2 separate regions of the Homo sapiens genome follow, and region 1 is linked to region 2. Evidence: chromatin loops called from intact Hi-C (ENCODE). Cell type or tissue: ovary. All regions are shown on one strand. Links, peaks and the distances in the headings refer to the core of each region. The heading gives the core; the rest is flanking DNA.

What was found. Peaks named below come from ENCODE experiments on the same cell type or tissue, not always from the same donor. Only the 100,000 strongest peaks of a DNase experiment are listed, where the experiment ranks them.
Region 1: it touches region 2 in a loop (4-fold over the local background); 1 of 110 quality-filtered maps calls a loop at or near these places.

The regions. Positions count from the first base shown.
Region 1 is chr7:72,457,581-72,469,284 of GRCh38, forward strand. It overlaps a transcript of CALN1 not described here. Among named protein-coding and RNA genes, the nearest start is that of CALN1, 51 kb to the left of the region's middle. In ovary, for the core only: no CTCF peak of the experiment used is centred there; a DNase peak (open chromatin) is centred at 4,951.
Region 2 is chr7:72,548,104-72,559,807 of GRCh38, forward strand. No RefSeq gene overlaps it. Among named protein-coding and RNA genes, the nearest start is that of CALN1, 140 kb to the left of the region's middle. In ovary, for the core only: no CTCF peak of the experiment used is centred there; no DNase peak of the experiment used is centred there.

The DNA.
Region 1 (11,704 bases), core at 1,225-9,224, 91 kb before region 2:
CTTATCCCGAGTATCACCTTTCCCTCTTCCTCCTCCTTCTCCCAGAGAGAGAGAGGTACCTATTTCCCTGAAACAGTCACCACACTGCATAGCTATTCATCCCTCCACAGGACTGTCCCCCACTCTTTAAAGGTGGTGTCCCTCCATAAGTGGCAAGTGGCCCTTACCTTCTTATTCTTTTTTTTTTTTTTTTGAGACAGGGTCTCACTCTGTCACCCAGGCTGCAGTGCAGAGGTGCAATCATAGCTCACTGCAGCCTCGACCTCTCAGGCTCAAGTGATCCTCCCACCTCAGCCTCCTGAGTAGCTGAGACTACAGGCATGCACCACCACGTCTCGATACTTTTTGTATTTTTTGTAGAGATAGGGTTTTGTCATGTTGCCCGGGCTGGTCTCAAATTCCTGGGCTCAAGCCATCTTCCCCACCTTGGCTTCCCAAAATCCAGGGGTTACAGGCATGAGTCACTGCACCCAGCCACCTTCCTATTCTTAGTGCCTGGTACAGAGTGGCCTCACAACAAATTCTGGTTAAAATGAAAATTGGTTTTATAAATATATATATATTTAATATATTTATATATATATTTTATTTTATGTATTATATTTAATATATTATAATATATAATATATTTTATAATATATTATATAATATATTCTATATTATATAATATATTTTATAATATATTCTATATTATATAATATATTTTATAATATATTCTATATTATATAATATATTTTATAATATATTCTATATTATATAATATATTTTATAATATATTCTATATTATATAATATATTTTATAATATATTCTATATTATATAATATATTTTATAATATATTCTATATTATATAATATATTTTATAATATATTCTATATTATATAATATATTTTATAATATATTCTATATTATATAATATATTTTATAATATATTCTATATTATATAATATATTTTATAATATATTCTATATTATATAATATATTTTATAATATATTCTATATTATATAATATATTTTATAATATATTCTATATTATATAATATATTTTATAATATATTCTATATTATATAATATATTTTATAATATATTCTATATTATATAATATATTTTATAATATATTCTATATTATATAATATATTTTATAATATATTCTATATTATATAATATATTTTATAATATATTCTATATTATATAATATATTTTATATAACATTATATAATACATAATATATTGTATTTAATATACAATATAATATTTAATATATTATATATAATATATTTTTATATATTCATATATATATTTGTTTGTTTTGGTTTTTTTGGGGTTTTTTGTTTGTTTGTTTTTGTTTTGAGACAGAGTCTTACTCTGTCGCCCAGTGTGGAGTGCAGTGGCACAACCTCAGCTCACTGCAACCTCCCGTTTCCTGGGTTCAAGTGATTCTCCTGCCTCAGCCTCCTGAGTAGCTGCAATTACAGGCATGTGCCACCACTCCTGGCTAAATTTTGTATGAGACGGGGTTTCACCATGTTGGCCAGGCTGGTCTCAAACTCTCGACCTCAGGTAATCCACCTGCCTCAGCCTCCCAAAGTGCTGGGATTACAGGCATGAACCACCGCGCCTGGTCGTATATTTCTATATTAACATGCGAAGTGAGCTTAGCTCCCTGATGTAAAATGCGCGATTTTTCAACCTCACACCTGTGAAATTCTAACAAAATGTCAACAACCTGTAGCCACTAATGGCCTGTAATCAAGGGACAGTCTGTCCAATAAGTAAATAGTTGTCTTATTTGTTAGAGTAATACACAAGTTATGATTTATTAATTTTTCTCATTTTCCTGACATTGCCAAAATTTTCTAGAGTTGTTTCACTGCATATCTGCCTGCAGAGGCAAGCTAAGCTGGGCATGGTGGTGCAGGCCTTATAGTCCTAGCTACTCAGGAGGCTGAGGCAGGAGGATCCCTTCAGCCCAGGAAGTGGAGGCTGCAGTGAGCTATGATGGTGCCACTGCACTCCAGCCTGGGCAACAGGGTGAAACCCTGTCTCAAAAAAAAAAAAAAAAAAAAGGCTAGACCAACCTAAATGTGGAAATAAAATGCCTCAGATGCAACTAGCCCTCCACTCTTGCTCAAGAGTTGCTGCATCAAAGGAAATGTATATTTTCCAATTTAAAGAAAAGGCAACCCAACACGACACAGCTTCCATGTGTATGGAATACAGGCGTGCAAGATACTAAGCCACCAGCTTCCGATAGCACCAAAGTCCAGTCTCCAACCTACAGCCTTCTCTCATTTTATGAGTCCATTTTGCATTGCTGTTAATATAAAGGCATACTTGGGGCTGGGTAATTTATAAAGAAAGGGGGTTTATTTGGTTCATGGTTCTGCAGGCTGTATAAGAAGCATGGAGCCAACGTCTGCATCTGGGAAAGCTTCAGAAAGCTTCCAATCATGGTGGAAGGAAAAGGGGAGCCAGCATCACATGGCAAGAGAGGGAGGCCCTTTAAACCAGACCCTTTAAACAACCACATCTTACATGAACTAATAGAGTGAAATCTCACTCATTACCACGGAGATGGCACCAAGCCATCCATGAGGGATCTGCCCCCATGACCCACATACCTCCCACCAGGCCCCACCTCCAACACTGGGGATCACATTTCAGCATGAGATTCAGAGGGGACAAACATCCAAACGATGTCACTTATGAAGGTGGAAAGACATCCACTTTATTCTACAGGTGGTAAAATGGAGATGAAAATGAAGTCCTTGGCCGGGTGTGGTGGCTCATGCCTGTAATCCCAGCACTTTGGGAGGCTGAGGTGGGTGGATAACCTGAGGTCAGGAGTTCGAGACCAGCCTGGCCAACCTGATGAAACCCCGTCTCTACTGAAAATACAAAAATTAGCCGGGCGTGGTGGCAGGTGCCTGTAGTCCCAGCTACTCAGGAGGCTGAGGCACAAGAATCACTTGAACCCTGGAGGTGGAGGTTGCAGTGAGCCAAGATCACATGACTGCACTCCAGCCTGGGCAGCAGATTGAGACTCAGTCTCAAAAAAAAGAAAATGAAAAAGAAAGAAAATGAAGTCCTTATTGCCACATGAGATTTCTGTGAACGCATGGGATACATTGTATACATCTCGAGTGAAGTCTCCCCTTGAGTACCAGGTCTAATTTCCTGTTGCTCAGCCCTTGTGTCCCATTCTCTGACCTACTGTGGTCAGCTCTGTGGCCACATGTACTCAGTGGATGTGGCTTTGGGAGGTGCCCCCTATAGAGGTTTTGCTTCCCCCCACGGCAGGACAGACAGCTTTTCCTTCTTGAATCACCCTGAGTCTGGGTTCAGCTCCATGGCTCTGAAATTCAAGGTTTCGAAGGATTTGCAAATAGCAGAAACAGCATGTTCCAACCATCCCTGATTCACTTCTCTCTCTCCAGCTTCCCCTCTCCTTCCTCCTTCCTTCTCTCCATCCCATTCCCTAGGCTGTGAGGAGGCACACCTATGCCATAGAATGCCTCATGAGGGGGCATGACAGATTCAAAGCATGAACCGGACCCACGAAGGGTACAAAAGTCAAAAAGTAACACATCGGTGAGACTGTGAGGAAAAGGGAACAATTATACACTGTTGGTGGAAGTGCAAATTAGTTCAGACCCTGTGGAAAACAGCATGGAGATTTCTCAAAGAACTGAAACAGAACTACCACCAAACCCAATCCCATTGCTGGCTGTCTACCCTGGAAAATAAATTGTTCTACTAAAAAGACACCTGCACTTATATGTTCATTGCAACACTATGCACCATAGCAAAGACATGGAATCAACCCAGTTGCCCATCAGTGGTGAATTGGATAAAGAAAATGTGGTATAAATACACCATGGAATACTACACAGCCATAAAGAAGAATGAAATCATGTCCTTTGCAGCCACATGGATGCAGCTGGAGGCCATTATCCCAAGCAAATTAACGCAGAAACAAACAACCAAAAACAGCATGTTCTCACTTATAAGTAGAAGTTAAACAGTGGGTACACGTGGACACAAAGATGTGAATAATGGACCCTGGGGACTAAAGAGGGGAGCAGTTTGCTACTCTAACAACAAACCTGTACTTGTATCCCTGGATCTAAAGTTAAAATTCATATGGGTTGGGCGTGGTGGCTCAAGCCTGTAATCCCAGCATTTTGGGAGGCCGAGGTGGGTGGATCACCTGAAGCCAGGAGTTTGAGACCAGCCTGGCCAACATGGCAAAACCCCGTTTCTACTAAAAATACAAAAATTAGCCCAGCATGGTTGCGCACGCCTGTAATCCCAGCTACTAGGGAGGCGGAGGCAGGAGAATTGCTTGAGCCCGGGAGGTGGAGGTTGCACTGAGCCAAGATTGCGCCACCGCACTCCAGCCTGGGTGACAGAGACAGACTTCGTCTCAAAAAGAAAGAAAGAAAAAAAAAAAAGGACATCACTTTGCGCTTTGGAGTTTCTTAGGACTTTAGGAGTTGTATGCCAGGAAACAGGTCAAAGACCAACTATATGTTTCACTACATCACACCTTCACTGTGGTCCCTTTATTTAATTTATGTATGTATGTATGTATGTATGTATTTATTTATTTATTTATTTGAGACAGAGTCTCACTCTGTCACCTAGGCTGGAGTGCAATAATGCAACTGTAGCTCACTGGAGCCTCAAACTCCTAGGCTGCTCAAGCAATACCTCCTGCTTTGGCCTCCTGAATAGCTGGGACTACAGGTGTGCACACCATGCCCAGCTTATTTCTCTATCTTTTTTAAAGCCAGCATCTCACCATGTTGCCCAGGCTGGTCTCAAATTCCTGGGCTCCCACAGTCTTCCCACCTCAGCCTCCCAAACTGCTAGAATCACAGGCATGAGCCACCGCAACCAGCTTGTCCCTGTATCTTTAGTCAAGGCTGGTGTGCGGTGCCTGCTGGGAATGACTGATGAGGTCGAGCAGTAAGGAGAAAATCCCACAATACTGTCGAGGAGGTCGCAGTCCAAATGGGCTGGGGGGACAATGACAAAGGAGTGCAGCTCACAGCGGGACTGGACAGCAGGGAGGAGCTTGCCCCACGCAGGTTCACCTGCCAGGTGGGAGATTCAGGGGCAGATGTGAGATGCACTCCCTTTTTCCCCAGAATTCTAGAGAACAGTGTCTGTGGAAGAGGAGAGATTTACACATGGGTTACACCCCTGGGTTCAACCGTGATTGTGCCACTGCCTGCCCGAACTTGCCGGGCACATACTTTCCTCTAGCCAGACCACACCACCTCCACCAGAAAGTCTTCTTCCCCTCTCTCAACTGCCCAGATTCTACCATCCACGTAGTTCTGCTCAAGTCCCACATCTTCCATCAATGAACATTACTATAGCAACAATCATGCGTACTGTTCAGCACCTGGTACATGCACTAGGTGAGGTGCATTTAATTCTCACCTCCATGCTGTGGGGTTAGCTACTATAATCTCCATTTTTCAGGTGTGGACACTGAGGCTCACAGAGCCAGAATGCTTTGCATTTTTATTTATTTATTTATTTATTTAGTGAGACAGGGTCTTGCTCTGTTGCCCAGGCTGGGGTGCATTGGCACGATCTTGGCTCACTGCAACCTCCGCCTCCCGGGTTCAAGTGATTCTCCTGCCTCATCCTCCCCAGTAGCTGGGATTACAGGCACCCACTACCACACCTGGCTAATTTCTGTATTTTTAGTAGAGATGAGGTTCCACCAGGTACTTTTAGTACAGATGGGGTTTCACCAGGCTGGTCTCAAACTCCTGACCTCAAGTGATCTGCCCGCCTCGGCCTCCCAAAGTGTTGGGATTATAAGCATCAACCACCACACATGGCCTGGTTTGCATTTTGAATATCTGCATTTTTCTGGGAGTTCAGGAAGCACCATCCACACAGAATACAGTGGTACTCCCCCCAACATTGGAGTTTTGCAATGTGGAGATCTGCCTACTTTATTTTATTTTATTTTTTTGAGTCAGTGTCTCACTCTGTCTCCCAGATTGGAGTGCAGCAGTGCAATCACAGCCCACTGCAACTTCAAACTTCTGAGCTCAAGCAACCCTCCCACCTTAGCCTCCCATGTGGCTGGGACCACAGGCAAGCATCACTACCGCTGGCAAATTTTTAATTTTTTTTGTATAGATGGGGTCTTGCTCTGTTGCCCAGTCTGGTCTCAAAATCCTGGTCTCAAGCAATCCTCCCACCTCAGCCTCCCAAAGTGTGGAGATTACAGGCGTGAGCCACTTTTCCTGGCCTGGCCTGGCTACTTAAAGGAATGGGTTTCTTAGAAGCAGGAGGATCACTTGAAGCCAGGAGTTCAAGATCAGCCTAAACAACAAAGTGAGAGAAGGAAGGAAGGAAGGAAGGAAGGAAGGGAAGGAGGGAGGGAGGGAGGGAGGGAGGGGAAGAAAGAGAGAGACAGAGAAAGAAGGAAAAGAAAGAAAGAAGAAAGAGAAAGAAAGAAAGAAGAAAGAAAAAGAAAGAAAGAAAGAAAGAGAGAGAAGAAAGAAAGGAGGGAGGGAGAGAGAGAGAAAGAAAGAGAGAGACATTTTAATTAACTGAGTATGGTGGCATGCACCTGTAGCCCCAGCTACTCAGGAGGCTGAGGCAGGAGGATTGCTCAAGCACAGGAGTTCAAGGCTGCAGTGAGCTATGACAGTGCCACTGCACTCCAGCCTGGGTAACAAAGCAAAACCCTGCCTCTTAAAAAGAAGAGAAAAGGGTTTCTCCCTTCATGTGGAACTAGACCGTGCTATCTCTGAGTATCAATACTGACCTGACTTCAAAACCTGTGTTAATCTTTTCTTCGATGCCTCTGGATAATAGAAATTCATATTCCAATGGTGACCAAATGTCCATATTAGCCACCTGCATCCCAAGGGAACCCACTGCTAGCTCCTCCCTTCATGCCAATCCCACACATTCCTCTTCTCCCTGTTCCGTGTGGTCAAGGTCCCACCAAGCCCTGCAGTTAACCCTTTCTTAGAGTTGCTAAGCCCACCTAAGATCATACATTGAACCTGCAAGAGCAAAGCCCACTGCAGACTCTAAAATTAACAGTTGCCCCAAGTAACAGTGACTGGAGCAGCTCCAGCTTTGGGAAGTTAGCAAGGTTAGAGCAATATTCCCAACCACAGGAGGAACTGGCACTGATAAGTTGGCTAATGGGTCTCACTTAGATCCTTCCTTTTTAGTCCTGGGGACAGATGCCATCCATAGCAAAGATGTGGAAACCAGAAACCACCAGTGCCCTTTGTCCCAGAATGGGACCCGACCCAACCTAAGAATCTCCCAGACAGAAATCAGAGGCAGTGCCACCTATGTCAACCCTCATGGCATTCCAAGAACCTCCATGTCCTCTTGATGTCTCCAACTGTACTCAGGCACAGCCTCAGGGTCCCAGAGGAACACCCACTGGTATGCTCAGTCCAGCTCAGACTTCAGAGTCCAGGCCACCAAGCCCAAAAGTCCTGGACACAGCACAGGACGATATCTCAGATGCCTCTCTCTGCTCTCTCCAGAACTTGAGAAAGAGGAAAGAATTCAGAGGTCAGGGTACAGGTGGACACACTCCTGGATAACTTTACTTGCTCTTCATGGCTCTGGGCAGACATCACCTCATCCGAGAAGTCTTCCTTCATGCCCAAGGTTAGCTCCCTGTGATCTCAAAGCATCATGCACCTCCCATACATATTTATCACTTCAGATGGTAAATTCCAGTGCTCTGTCTGCTCCCAAATGCATGCTATGTTGTGTGCTTTTGAGCTTCTGGGCTCTGTCTTCCTTGCCCCTATAGTAGGCTCTAGCAGTGACCTGCATCTGCCAATATCCTGGATACCCTCAACTCCAAACTGGGGCTTTAAGACGTGGCCTGTGTGTGTTTGTATCAGGGCTAACATCTTTTCCACTCAAACCCACCCCTGACTGCTGCAGCCAGGAGAAATGAGCAGTGGAAATTGACCATGGAGCTCTCCAAGGCCAGACCAATAGGAGAGGGTTTTATAATGTCACAGTCAAAATTGGGAAAGAGACAAGACACTCTTCCATCATAATAAAGTACTAACATTATGCTAGCAGGAAGACATGAATCATATACATGGATCATTGAGGTCTGCGGGTAGGAGATTAACACTTGCAGTATAAAATGCTGGCTTTGTTGTTAAAACAGTTTGGAATGATCAAAGAGAAACAGAAAGGAAAATCAAGCTGCCACTCAGAGCGCGGAATCCCCACCCTTCTCTCTTCAGCCTTCCAGGCTCCAGGTCTCCCCTGACTCTGTGTGACAGTGAAATGAATGGGGACACCGATACGGAAGAGGGTGTGGGACACCCCCACCACGAGACAATCCTGGGCTTGGGAAAGGAGAAAAGCAAATCAGAGTAGAACAAAGATGAGAAACAGGATCCAAGGGGGAGATCTGGCCAGCCAAGAGACTATATGCTTCTGCTGGTGGATACCCTAAAGCTTTGCACAGAGAAGCCCATGCTTGGAAGGATGCAAGGGTTTGAGCTGTTTAGGTGGAGGTCACAGTGCCCACTCCACCTCCATTGCCCATTCCAGCTCTGTATAGTTTAGATTCTATCACAGGGACCTGAACAGGAGAACAGACCCAACAGACTTTTCTTGAGATGTGTGGTGTGTGTGTGTGTGTGTACACACACACAGGTGTGAACAGAAAATTACCTGGCAAAGAGAAGGAACTGGTTCTGCCTTCCCGGGTCACTAGCAGGCACCCAAGACAACTGTGGCAGTAAGTAGACCCCTGGAGAAAGACCCCCAGCCACAGTCTAGTGTGTCAGGGGAACCAAGAGATCATAAGGTATTTACAACATAGAGTAGAAAATGTTATGTAGGGTCGCCAGGTGCAGTGGCTCACACCTGTAATCCCAGCACTTTGGGAGGCTGAGGAGGGCTAATCACCTATGGTCAGGAGTTTGAGACCAGCCTGGCCAACATGGCGAAACCCCGTCTCTATTAAAAATACAAAAAGTAGCCGGAGTGGTGGTGGGCACTTGTAATCCCAGCTACTCGGGAGGCTGAGGCAGGAGAATTGCTTGAATCCAGGAGGCGGAGTTTGCAGTGAGCCAAGATCGCGCCACTGCACACCAGCCTGGGCAACAGAGTGAGACTCGGGAAAGAAAGAAAGAGAGAAAGAGAAAAGGAAGGAAAGAAGGGAAGGAAGGGAAAGAAGGAAAGGAAGAAAGGAAGAAAGAAAAAGAAAGAAAGAGAGAGAAAGAAAAGAAAGAAAGAAAGAGAAAGAAAAAGAAAGAAGGAAAGAAAGAAAAGAAAAAGAAAGAGAAAGAAAGAAAGAAAATGATATGTAGGAAGTGAAGGATGTTTTGAGGGCAGAGGAAGGTCACTTAGGGCATAGGAAGGCTTCCTGGAGGAGGTGATGTCAGTGTTGGGCTCTGAGGATCAAAGAGAAGTTAATCAGAAGCCTGTTCCTGGACTAACATCCTCCATTACCCCCAGAGAACAGTGGCAGGCCCTGCAGCAGGTCTAAGATACAAGGAGAGCAGCACTGGGTCACGCACACCTCAGATGTGTCTGAGACAGCCTATGACCAATATGAGTCCCGAGAGCTCTCAGGCCCTCTCATTTACCTGCGTTCCTGGGCAGTTCCAAGCCCTTTCCCTGGAGCTGCCAAAGAGGTCCCCAATCCTGCTGGTGGGGCTGAGAAGGCGGTTTGCAATGTCCACACGGCAGGGGGGTGCCATGCCAGAGCAGCCCTGGCCCGTCCTTGGAGCCCACTGAAGGCCTGCCAGACCCCAGCTAGGCTGTCAGCTCGGGCTGTAAGAGGAATGAGTGTTGCGAGCTCCCTGGAGCTCGGCCAGGACTCCTGGGCCAGCCAGCCAGGTGGAGGAGGAGCCGGAGAGAGCCTTATAAAACCTCCAAGACAGCTGGCTGGTGGCGGTCTCTAGGTCCATGGCAGAGCCCCACCCAGATTGGTGGGGGTCCACCTCCCTCACTCTAGCCCTCTGGAATGCTCTGGTTAACTTTGACTTGCTACTTCAATCAGAGCTGGCCGTCCATAGCCCCGACCCAACCCCCGCCCCAGCAACACACCCTAAGTAGAGTCCTCTGCTACACAACTATTGTCTTGCTTGGATCTTTTTAAAAAATATATTTTTATGAAGCTAAAATTCACATGATGAAATTGACCATCTTAAAGTGAATAACTTAGTGCATTTAGTACATCCACCTCTACCTGGTTGCAAAACATTGCATCGCCACAAAAGGAAACCCTTGACCCATCAGGCAGTTACTTCCCGTTCCCCTCTACCCCTAGCTCCAACAACCACCAATTTGTATTATATCTCTCTGGATTTACCTATATTCTGGATATCTCTTTGGATTTACCTATATTCTGGGTAGTTCTTGTAAATGGAATCATATAGTATGTTTTGTGCATAGCTTCTTTCACCTAGCATGTTTTCAAGGTCCATCCATGTTGTTGCATGTATAAGTACTTCATTCCTTTTTATGATCCCATAATAGTCCATTGCATGTAAACACCACAATTTGTTTATCCAGTCTTCCATTGTTGGACATTTGGGTTACGTCTACCTTTTAGCCATTGTGAATAGTACTGCTACAAATGTTTCTGTACATGTATTTATTTGAGTACTTGTTTTCAGTTCTTTGGGGCATATTCCTAAGAGGGGAATTGCTAGATCATATGGTAATTCTGTGTTCAACTGCTTTTTTTTGTTTTGTTTTGTTTTTCAGACAGAGTCTCACTCTGTCACACAGGCTGGAGTGCAGAGGTGTGATCTTGGCTCACTGCAACCTCCACCTCCTGGACTCAAGCAATCCTCTCACATCAGCCTACTGAGTAGGCGGGACTACAGGCATGTGCCAACACTACCGGTTAATTTTTGTATTTTGTGTAGAGATGGAGTTTCGCTATGTTGCCCAGGCTAGTCTCGAACTCCTGAGCTGAAGTGATCTGCCAGACTCAGCCTCCCAAAGTGCTGGTATTAAAGGCATGAACCACCCTGCCTGGCCTGTGTTCAACTTCGTGAGGCACAACCAACTGTTTTCCACAGTGGTTGAAAACATTTTCCACTCCCACCTGCAATGTACAATGGGTTCCAATTTCTCTACATTCTTGCCAACACTTAAATTTTTTTTTAAGAGCCATCATAGCGGCTATGAAGTCATATCTCTTTGGAGTTTTCATTTGCATTTCTTTAGTGACTAATGGCACTGAGCATCTGTTCATGTGCTTGTTGATAATTTTTATATCTTCTTTGGGGAAATGCCTGTTCAAATCCTTTGCCCATTTTTAAATTCAGTTGTCTTTTTGTTGTTGAGTTGTAAGAGTTTTTTAAATATATTCTGTATACTAGACTCTTATCAGATATATGATTTGCAATTCTTTTCCCATTTTGTGGGTTTCCTTTTCACTTCCTTGACAATGACCTTCAATGCCCAAAAGTTTTTAACTTTGATAAAGTTGAATGTTTCTATTTTTCTTCTATTACATGTGCTTTTGGTATCATATCTAAGAACCCACTGGTTCACAAAAACCTGGTCATGAATATTTACCCCTATATTTTCTTCTAAGGGTTTAATGGGTTTTAGTTCTTAGCTTAGGTCTTAAATCCATTTGGAGTTTTCTTGTTTGTTTGTTTAATGTAATATGGGGTAGGTATACAACTTCATTCTTTTTCATG
Region 2 (11,704 bases), core at 1,992-9,991:
AGGCAGGCGGATCATGAGGTCAAGAGATAGAGGCCATCCTGGCCAACATGGTGAAAACTCATCCCTACTAAAAATACAAAACTGAGCTGGGCCTGACGGCACGCACCTGTAGTCCCAGCTACTCAGGAGGCTGAGGCAGGAGAATCGCTTGAACCCAGGAGGCGGAGGTTGCAGTGAGCCAAAATCGCACCACTGCACTCTAGCCTGGCGACAGAGCCAGACTCCATCTCAAAAAAAAAAAAAAAAAAAAAAAAATGGTGCCAGACTCTTAGTTAATTCTCTCCTGGATCAGGGAAAAGACCTGGAAAGGGAAGGGGATTCTGTACAGAATGTAGATTTTCCCCACAAGAGACAGCTTTGCAGGGCCGTTTCAAAATATGTCAAAGAAATATATTTTACGGTAAAATACTTCAATTTCTTTTGGGGGCTGCTATTTGTCATGTGACGCTATACTAGAGTCATGTTGGAATGTGATATCTTACTGCTCCAAAAAGTCTGTTTTGTCAGTCTTAAGATCTGTTTTAATGGTTAATGCAGGTCAGCTGTGTTGGAATTTCAAAGAGCTGAGAGTATAATGAGGTATGCCCACTTCCATCAAGATCTGAACTAGATTTTCAGGTTTACTTTGGAAAGCCTTTTGCCAAGGGCTGGTGGGGGAGGGTGGTCCATCAGTCAGTTGGGGGGCTTAGAATTTTATTTTTGGTTTATACCAGGGATAAGGGAATGGGCAGTTCTGACCTTTCATCCTTTCCAAAGAGGAAATAAAGCCCCTTTTTTCAGCGTGATTTGCAGAAATCCAGGTAGGTCCTCCAGTTGGTGCAGCGTGGGTCCTGCACACATCCAGACCATCACCATCTCCAGGGGCAGCTATAGCAGCTGACCCAAGTCACAGTGATGTGGCCAATCTCAGGGCCACGACGGTTAGGGAGGCTGAGCCCCCCAGCTTCAGTGAGTGAGTGTACCCCACAAAAGGGGATGCCATTGTAGGCGGAACAAAACAAATGCCCCGCACAGCACCCCATCCCTCCCACTATAATTCTGAAGGACATGACTGCCCTCCAAATGAAGAATCCCCACGTGGAATGAGCACAACATCTCCACTACTCTAAGAACAGCCAAAATAGGCAGTGAAGCTCGGCTTTCAGGAAGCGTTGCATTCATTCAGAGTGGGTGTGCTGATGGAGACGGGAGAAAACTCAAAAGGGGGTGGTGGTTATTGTCAAAAACAAAAGGCATTTTAAAAACTCTGGATATGCTCTTTCTACCCCTAGGCCTTAAATGGCCTTTCCTGTCTTCTTCATCTGGGAATCTCCTATGCGTCTGTTAAAACACTGCTCAAGGCCTGGTGCAGTGGCTCACACCTGTAATCCCAGCACTCTGGGAGGCCAAGGTGGGCAGATCACCTGAGGTCAGGAGTTCAAGACCAGCCTGGCCAACATGGTGAAACCCCACCTCTACTAAAATATACAAAAGTTAGCTGGGTGTGGTGGTGGGCACCTGTAATCCCAGCTACTCGGGAGACTGAGGCAGGAGAATCACTTGAGCCTGGAATGTCAAGGTTGCAGTGAGCCAAGATCGCACCACTGCACTCCAGCGTGGGTGATAGAGCAAGACTCCATCTCAAAAAAAAAAAAAAAAAGGCATTGCTCAACCATCGCCTCCTCCGTGAAGCCTGCCTTGGTTCTCCAGGACAAAGTTGGTATCTCACTGCTGCTCCAGATTCCAAGAGTAGTTTGCATTTACTTCACTGGTGTTTGTTTTTTGTTTGTTTGTTTGTTTGAGACAGGGTCTCACTCTGTGAGGCTGGAGTGCAGTGGCACCATCTCAGCTCACTGCAACCTCCACCTCCTGGATTCAAGCAATCCTCATGCCTCAGCCTCCTAAGTAGTTGGGGTTACAGGCACACACCACCACACCCGACTAATTTTTGTATTTTTAGTAGAGATGGAGTTTCGCCATGTTGGCCAGGCTGGTCTCGAACACCTGACTTCAAGTGATCTGCCCATCTCAGCCTCCCACAGTGCTGGGAATACAGGTAGAGCCGCCACGCCTGGCCTCTTCACTGGTTTTTAATCTCTGGCTCATGGGTACTGCCTCTCTCCTGGGTACTTCACTATGTGAAGTTTTTCTTCCAGCACCCCAAGCAGAAACCTAACCCTCAGCAGATGTTCCTGACCGGTTTGGTGGGTGGTTAAACTACACAGCAAGATGTATATTTCCTGTGACAGATGGTGTTCTTTACCACGTGGTTTTCTCCTAATAGAACCCACCTCCCATAATAGAGGCTGTAAATTCCACCAACTTCTGCTCCCAGCCTCCCTTGCAAATGGAGGTTGACAAGGGACTCATTTATGGTGAATAAGACTTAAGAAGTCTCCAAGGGGCTTTTCCCCCTCCTTGATATAAAGAGCACCTCAAAAGAGAGAAACTCTCTTGCCTGTCCTCTTCCTTCCTGTCTCTGAACACAACTGTGAGAGGATGTGATGCCTGGAGCTGCAGCAGTGATCTTGAGATGATGAGGCAACAGCTGTAGTGGCCATCTTGAGACCATGAGGCAACAGCTGTGGTGGCCATCTTGAGACCAGGAGGCAACAGCTGTGGTGGCCATCTTGAGACCATGAGGCAACAGCTGTGGTGGCCATCTTGAGACCATGAGGCAACAGCCTGGAGACAAAAGCCAACATGTTCAAAATGATGCAGTAGAAAGGTTGGAAGTGTGTCTTTGATTATTCATCCTTAGATTCAAGGTGGGTAACATACTTCCGTATTGCTTCAAAGAGAAAATAGAAACCTCTATTGTTTAAAGGCATTTTTAGTTAGTGATTCCATTACTGGAACCAGAGAGCATGCTAACTGACATATGCTTTCTTACTCATGGCAGCAGTTAGAGACTCCACAGTACAAACATCTTTTCCCATCTAGCACCAGTTTAGAAAAAGGAGGGCCAAAAACCACCTCAAAAATTAAAATTATGGCCAGGAGCACTGGCTCATGTCTGTAATCCCAGTACTTTGGGAGGCCGAATCAGGTGGATAACTTCTGATCAGGAGTTCAAGACCAGCCTGGCCAACATGGTGAAACCTTGTCTTTACTAAAAATACAAAAATTAGCCGGGCACAGTGGTGTACGTCTGTAATCCCAGCTACTCAGGAGGTTGAGGTAGAAGAATTGCTTGAACCCAGGAGATGAGAGATTGCAGTGAGCTGAGATCACACCATTGCACTCCAGCCTGGGCAAAAAAGTGAGCTATGATCATGTCTCAAAAAACGTATATATATATATTAAAATTATGGGTCATGTATTATGGCTCATACCTGTAATCCCAATGCTTTTGGAGGTTGAGGCAGGAAGATTGCTTGAGGCTAGGAGTTTGAGACCAGCCTGGGCAACATAAGACCCTATCTCTACCAAAAAATATTTAATAATTAAAAAAATTAAAATTATGAAGGTATTGTCCTTGTTTTGTTTCCAACTATCAATTTATTTGAAGTTAAACACTAAGTGAATAATAATGTTCTGTGGCTTGAGCATAAACTCAAAGATCGGACCTCCTGGTTGGTCACCTGAGTACATGTCTAAGTCACCTATCTATTCAGTCTTTCCCCTCATGTTTTTGTTTTGCTTTGTTTTGTTTTGTTTTTGAGATGGGGTCTCGCTCTGTTGCCCAGGCTGGAGTGCAGTGGCATGATCTCAGCTCACTGCAACCTCCACCTCCCAGGTTCAAGTGATTCTCCTGCCTCAGCCTCCCGAGTAGCTGGGATTAAAGGTGGCTGCCACCATGCCTAGCTAATTTTTGTATTTTTAGTAGAGATGGGGTTTCGCCATGTTGGCCAGGCTGGTCTCGAACTCCTGAGCTCAAGCGATCCGCCCGCCTCGGCCTCCCAAAGTGCTGGGATTACAGGCATGAGCCACACGACCTCCCCTCATGTTTGTGAAGCATCATGTCCCTCCCCAACCATCTGACCCTGAAGATGGCACCATGAATAAGGATGGTGTGCCACAAGGGTAATATTTCACTCAGTAATTTACTCAAAGCCTATGAAATATGCAAATATGCTGAAAAGCTATGTGCTGAGTTGCCTTAGGTGAAACAAAAATCAGGCAAATATGTACTTTAACCATCAAGCCAATGCAATAATCTGAATGTTAACTGCAAATCACAACTCAAAAGTTTGAGTTCAGAAGCTAAGCAGGAGCTGGTCAGGTGGATGGAGGTAGGGATGGGTATTATAGACTGAAACAGTGAGCGGTGGGGAACAGCCAAATGTCCTCAGGCTGATAAGCTATTCCACAGAACTCAGGAGTGAAATGTGTCAGAGCAAGAGGTCGGAGCATGTGGAGCCAGCCGACATGCTGAGGAGTTTGCACTTGCCCATAGGCTTGAAGGAGACATTGGAGGGTTTAGGTGGAAGAGACGTGGTCAAGTACGCATTTTAAAAGCCAGGTGCAGTGGTGCACACCTTTAATACTAGCACTGTGGGAGGCCAAGGCAGGAGGACCGCTTGAGGCAGGACTTCAAGACCAGCCTGGACAACACAGAGAGACCCAATTTCTACAAAAAAATTTGGCTCATGTCTGTAATCCCAGCACTCTGGGAGGCCAAGGTGGGCGGATCATGAGGTCAGGAGTTCGAGACCAGCCTGACCAACATGGTGAACCCTGTTTCTACTAAAAATACAAAAATTAGCCGGGCGTGGTGGCACATGCCTGTAATTCCAGCTACTCGGGAGGCTGAGGCAGGAGAATCGCTTGAACCTGGGAGGTGGAGGTTGCAGTGAGCTGAGATCACCCCACTGCACTCCAGCCTGGGCAACACAGCAAGACTCCATCTCAAAACAAACAAACAAAATATTAGTCAAGCGTGGTGGCATGTGCCTGTAGTCCTTGTTATTCTGGAGGCTGAGGTGGGAGGATCACTTGAGCTCACGAGTTTGAGGCTACAGTGAGCTATGATCATGCTTCTGAACTCCAGACTGGGTGGCAGACCCAGTTTCTTAAAAAACAAAACAAAACAAAAACAACATACACATTTATGCATTCTAGGATCATCACTCTGGAAGCTCTCTGGTGGCTGGACAGAAAAGAGGGAGATGGAATTTGGGTTTAGTCATAGAGTTATAGTTTGTTTTGGGATTTTTTGTTGTTGTGTGTTTGTTTTTTGAAACAGGATCTTGCTCTGTCACCCAGGCTGGAGTGCAGTGACACAATCACAGCTCACTGTAGCCTCAAATTCCTGGGCTCAAGTGATCCTCCCACCTCTGCCTCCTGAGTGTCTAGGACTACAGGCATGTGCCACCATGCCTTGCTAACTTTTTAACTTTTTGTAGAGACAGGGTTTTGCCATGTTGCCCAAGCTGGTCTCAAACTCCTGGCCTCTAGCAATCCTCCTGCCTTGGCCTCCCAAAGTGCTTGGATTACAGGCATGAGCCACTGCGCCTGGCTAAGTTATAGTTCTCACCAGTGTCTGCCATTTAAACCCTGAATCTAAAGCATGTGGGTCATGCACAGTGCCCGACATATAGGAAGGAGGAAGGGCTCAATAAGTAGCCACCGTTATTATTTCTATGATTATGTGTCCACCACCACCATCTGCAGAATGATGGCTAGATAAAACATATCAGCTAGAGGAGTAACTCAGCTAATACTGCAACCTCCACCTCCTGGGTTCAAGTGATTCTCCTGCCTCAGCCTCCTGAGTAGCTGGGATTACAGGCACCTGTCACGATGCCCAGTTAATTTTTTGTATTTTTGTAGAGACAGGGTTTCACCATGTTGGCCAAGTTGGTCTCGAACTCCTGACAAGTAATCCACCCACCTCAGCCTCCCAAAGTACTGGGATTACAGGCGTGAGCCACTGCGCCGCTGGCTGATACTGTTTCTATCAGCAACACCTAACACCACCAACCCCAATGACATGCCACACACACTTGCTGACGACCTGCTATGGCAGCCTTTCAACTGCGCCTTCATGCTCCATGTAGGCCCCTGTCTTTCACCACTCCACATTCTACCTGATTCACTAGGGCCTCACTTTTCACACTGAACCCCAGCTCTCCCCATCCTAACACTGGCAGTCAGAAGCTGGCTGTGTTATAGAGGAAGTGCTGTCTTCTTGTCCCTTGGGTAGGGTCTAGGTCAGAGATAAGTCATAGGATCCCAAGTCCCTAGGAAGAAATGTTTCAGGGGCCATGGGAGCCTTTCACCAGGAATTACCATTCTGTGTGTGGCAAACAAATGGTGAGAGTTCCCAGACCATCCTGTGCCCCTGCAGACATCACAAATCGATCACTGCACTCTTTCCTGCTAAACCAGATGTGCCTGAATGTCCTCCTCAACATGGTGCCCAGGCAATCATTAGTAGCAGGTCTAAGCGAGCACATGCTTTACTAGGGGCCTTAGTCTGTTTATGCTGCCGTAACAGGATACTTGAGACTGAGTGATTTATAATGAACAGAAATTTATTTTCTCGTTCTACAGGCTGAGAAGTCCAAGATCAAGGTGCTGGCATTTTGCCAGGGCCTTCTTGCTGTGTCACCACATCCATGGCTGAAGGTAGAAGGGTCAAGAGAGGGTGAGAAGCTGGGCACGGTGGTTCACGCCTGTAATCCCAGCACTTTGGGAGGCCAAGGTGGGTGGATTACTTGAGCTCAGGAGTTCAAGACCAGCCTGGACAATATGGTGAAACCCTGTCTCCACCAAAAATACAAAAAAAAATTAGCCAGGCATAGTGGCATGCAACTGTAGTCCCAGCTACTCAGGAGGCTGAGGTGGGAGGATTACTTGAGCCCAGGAGGAGGAGGCTGCAGTGAGTCAACGTTGCACCACTGCACTCCAGCCTGGGCAACAGAGTGTGACCCCATCTCAAAAAAAAAAAAAGAGAGAGAGAAGGAGAGAGGGCAAGAGAGAAAGTAAAAGAGAGCTGAACTCACCCTTTTATAACAAACCCACTCTAGCAATAACAACATTAATCCATTCACTGCACCCTCATGGCCTAATTGTCACAGGACAGACTCCAAAATTGGGGTTCATCTTGGAAGGCCACACGGATTTTTGGCTTTGTGCAGGAAGGAATTCAAGAGCAAGCCGACAGAGTGAAGTGAAAGCAAGTTTATTAAGAAAGTAAAGGAAGAAAAGGGTGGCTACTCCATAGGCAGAGCAGCCCTGAGGGCTTCTGGTTGGCTATTTTTATAGTTATTTCTTGATCATATGCTAAACAAGGGGTGGACTATTCATGAGTTTTCCAGGAAAAGAGGCAGGGAATTCCCAGAACTGAGAGTTCCTGTCACTTTCAGACCATATAAGATAACTTTTGGATGCTCCCATGGCATTTGTAAATTGTCATGGCGCTGGTGGGGCTTTCCTTTGGTATGCTAATATATTATAATTAGGGTGTAAAGAGCAGCGAGGATGACCAGAAGTTGCTATCATCACTATCTTGGTTTTGGTTGGCTTTTTTTTTTTTTTTTTCCCGAGACGAGCTCTTGCTTGCTCTGTCGCCCAGGCTGGAGTGTAGTGACGTAACTATAGATCACTGCAGCCTAGACCACCTGGGCTCAAGCAATCCTCCTGCCTCGGCCTCCCAAGTAGCTGGGACTACAGGCACATGCCACCACACCCAGCTATTTTTTTGTATTTTTAATAGAGGTGAGGTCTTGCTATGTTGCCCAGGCTGGGCTTGAACTTCTGAGCTCAAGCAATCCTCCAAGTTTGGCCTCCCAAAGTGCTGGGATTACAGGCATGAGCCACCGTACCTGGTCTTGGCAAGCTTCTTTACTGCACCCTGTTTTATCAGCAGTCTTTGTGATCTGTGTCTTGTGAAACCAGTCCTGGTGAACTCCTATCTCATAATCACGTCTCATTAGGCCCACCTACCAATACTGTTGCATTGGGGATTAACTTCCCATCACATGCTCTTTGGGGGATACTTTTTTTTTTTTTTGAGACGGAGTCTTGCTGTGACATCCAGGCTGGAGTGCAATGGCACAACCTCGGATCACTGCAAACTCTGCCTCCCGTTTTCAAGTGATTCTCCTGCCTCAGCCTCCTGAGTAGCTGGGACTACAGACATGCACCACCAAGCCCAGCTAGTTTTTGTATTTTTAATAGAGACGGGGTTTCACCATGTTGGCCAGGCTGGTCTCGAACTCCTGAGTTCAGGTGATCCGCCTGCCTCGGCCTCCCACAGTGCTTGGATTCCAGGCATGAACTGCCGTGCCCGGCCTAGGGGATACTTTCAAACCATAGCAGGGCTCTTATCTCCTATGCTCATGTTTTTCTGCTCCACTGCTCTGGAGTGAATTAGATTATGCTGACACTCCTGGGCCCTCGTCTCTATCCCCTCCTTAAGGGAGGAAGATGCTTCGTAGTGGTGAGAATGGCGTTTCCTAATCCCCATCTGATATGGTTTGAATATGTGTCTCCACCCAAATCTCATGTTGAAATGTAATCCCTGATGCTGGAGGCAGGTCTTGGTGGGAGGTGATTGGACCATGGGGGTAGTTTCTCATGGTTTAGTACCATCCCCCCTTGGTACTATACAGTAAGTTAGTTCTCATAAGACATGGTTGTTTAAAAGTGTGAGGCACCTCCCCTGTCTCTCTTCCTCCTGCTCCTGCCATGTAAGACGTGCCTCTCCTTTCTCTTCACCTTCTGCCACGATTGTAAGTTTCCCGAGGCCTCCTCAGCCGTGCTTCCTATACAGTCTGCAGAACCAGGAGCCAATTAAACCTCTTCCCTTTAAAAATTACCCAGTCTCAGGTATTTCTTTATAGCAATGTGAGAACAGACTAATACACTACCTGAGCAAGGGTTAATGTGTTGGCAGACAGCCCAAGCCCTCTGATTTACTGAGTCACAGCACAAAGGAACTGCAGGCTCCTCCCTGCAGGTGCGTAGAGGGACCCTCTCTCTTCCATCAGCATGCACACAAATCTTGCAGGGGAAGGGAGGCCCCAGTTGATTGAAAAAACTATTTTGACTTTTCAACAGTCCAAGTTATTTCATCCAACTTCTCCTAAGCCAATAATCAGAGTATAAATTTCTAGTAGTCCTCAGTAAGAGACAATTAATTAGCTACCCAGTTAATTAGCTTCCTCAGTAAGGGGGGAGGCAAAGACATTAACGGAGGCTTCAGTGTCTTTGATAAGTGTTTGCAAGTAGAATAAGCCCAGAGAATTGCAGAACGTTTGCCTGCTGCGATTTTTTTTTCTTTTTTTTTTTTTTCAGACAGAGTCTCGCGCTGTCGCCCAGGCTGGAGTGCAGTGGCGCAATCTCAGCTAGCTGCAAGCTCCGCCTCCCAAGTTCACGCCATTCTCCTGCCTCAGCCTCCCAAGTAGCTGGGACTACGGGGCCTGCCACCATGCCCAGCTAATTTTTTGTATTTTTAGTAGAGACGGGGTTTCACTGTGTTAGCCAGGATGGTCTCGATCTCCTGACCTCGTGATCCGCCCACCTCGGCCACCTAAAGTGCTGGGATTACAGGCATGAGCCACCGCGCCTGGACTGTGATTTTTTTTTTTTTTACAAAGATGCGCTGTCTTTGTTCCCCCAGAAATGTGTTGTTTCCCTGACAGTCAGATGCATCCCTGCCTGCCTTAAACAAACAAAGGTCTGTGATCACTTTCTTTAACATCAAGGCCAGAGTTCCTGAAATCAATGAGAAATTCTAAACATACCAGGATGGCTTCCAAACAGGTGGGCTTTTTGTTCTCCAGAAAATGCAATGAATTTAAAACATTGTACCAAACATCTTCAAAACCTAGTCATGAAAGTAACATGCTTTATTACATTAAATGAAATTAAATCAGTAGAGGACAAATGCACTAAGGAGGCTAATGGCCAACATGATTAGTCACTGCTAACTTGCATGAAATCAATAGTAACCAAGAGGAGTTCCATCAGTTTGCACTGAAACAAAACGTGAGAGAAGAATCCAGCATACTGGAAGAACAACGAAAAAGATGAAATAATCTTTTAGCTGGGAAAAATATGTTGTTTTGAATATTTTGAGTATATTTTAACTTCAACGATAAGCTTAATTCCAATTTCAGGATATTATTTAAGGAAAAGCTTAGAAGTGTACTCCACAAAGAATTAAGAAACACAAGTCCTCATAACTTTTATTATGTTCTTTTGATTAAAATAATACATATTCATTCCTATATGCTCCTTCATATTACAAATGATTTTTACATCATGAAGATGATGCTATTCTGTGCTCTGTATTCTGTTTCAAACTTAGAATTATACTTCATAAACATCTTCTGTGACTAAAACTTCTCCAAAAACTTTCACTGGCAGCTGGCGTTCCACTAAAAGTGTCATCAATGACCCCATCAAAGGATATTTTTCTGTCATCCTCCCAGAATTCACTTCTCATTGGCATCTGGTCCTGTCAATTCGTCTTTTTTTTTTTTTTTTTTTTTTTTGAGATGGAGTCTTGCTCTGTCACCCAGGCTTGGAGTGCAGTGGTGCGATCTCACCTCACTGCAACCTCCGCCTCCCAGGCTTAAGCGATTCTCCTTCCTCAGCCTCCCAAGTAGCTGGGACTACAGGTGTGTGCCACCACCTCCAGCTAATTTTTTGTATCTTAGCAGAGACAAGGTTTCACCATGTTAGCTAGGCCAGGCTCAAACTCCTGGCCTCAAGTGATCTGCCTGCCTCAGCCTCTCAATGTGCTGGGATAACAGATATGAGCCACCGTGCCTGGCTGATTAGTCTTTTCTTGATCCACTCTTCCCACTGGATTTCTGTGACTCCATGGCCTGGTGTCCCTCCTAAAACTGTCTTTGCAAAAAATTATAACAGTAAGGAAATTACGACAGTGAAAGATTGGGTCTCACCAATCCCCATCTTGCCTTCAACATCCAAACTGCCTTTAATCATATCTGGGCTTGGGCCAAGCAAACTTTGGGAGACATTTAGTTTATAGTTTAAATGATAATATCCCTTCTCCAAAACTCAACCGCCTTCGTAAAGCTAATGAGAGACCGCCAGGCGAGGAGGATGAGAAGAGCCTGAATTCTGCTGAGATGTAGACTAAACGATTACCAGCCATTATTCCAGAGGTCACAAGATTTGCAACCCCCCAATAACTCCTACAGATTACGTCACTATTACAGAAACTAAGATTGGCCTTTTGAGATAAGGTTTCAGGTTTGTGCATTTCTGACAACCAACGGCTCCACTTGGACCCGCCAAACTCCCTCTGGCCCCACCCAGAAGTGAACTCGGCAGACAAGGACCATTTTTCACACCCCTATGATTGCATCCCCAACCAGTTAGCAGCACCCCTACCCTAGCCCCCTGCCCACCAAATTATCATTACCTCTGAATTCTCAGGGAGATCAAGTTGAGTAATAATAAAACTCCAGTCTCTCATTCAGCTGGCTGTATGTGAAGTAAGCTCTTTCTCTATTGCAATTGCCCTGTCTTGGTAAGTCAGCTCTCTCTGGACAGCCAGCAAAATGAACCCATTGCACACGGTTACAGTCTCATCTCTACCGGCTGTAGACTTGCCTCCTCTGTTGGAGCTCATCAAGGCTGGGTCTTTCCTGTTCTCATTTTATTCTCTCTCTTTAGGTGATCTCAGCCCTCCTCTAGGCTTCGATTATAACTTACAGGATTGTGATTCACACATTTCAGTTTCCACCACAGGCCCCTCCAGACATGTCCATCTGCCTGCTGTGTTGACTTTTCCCTTTGG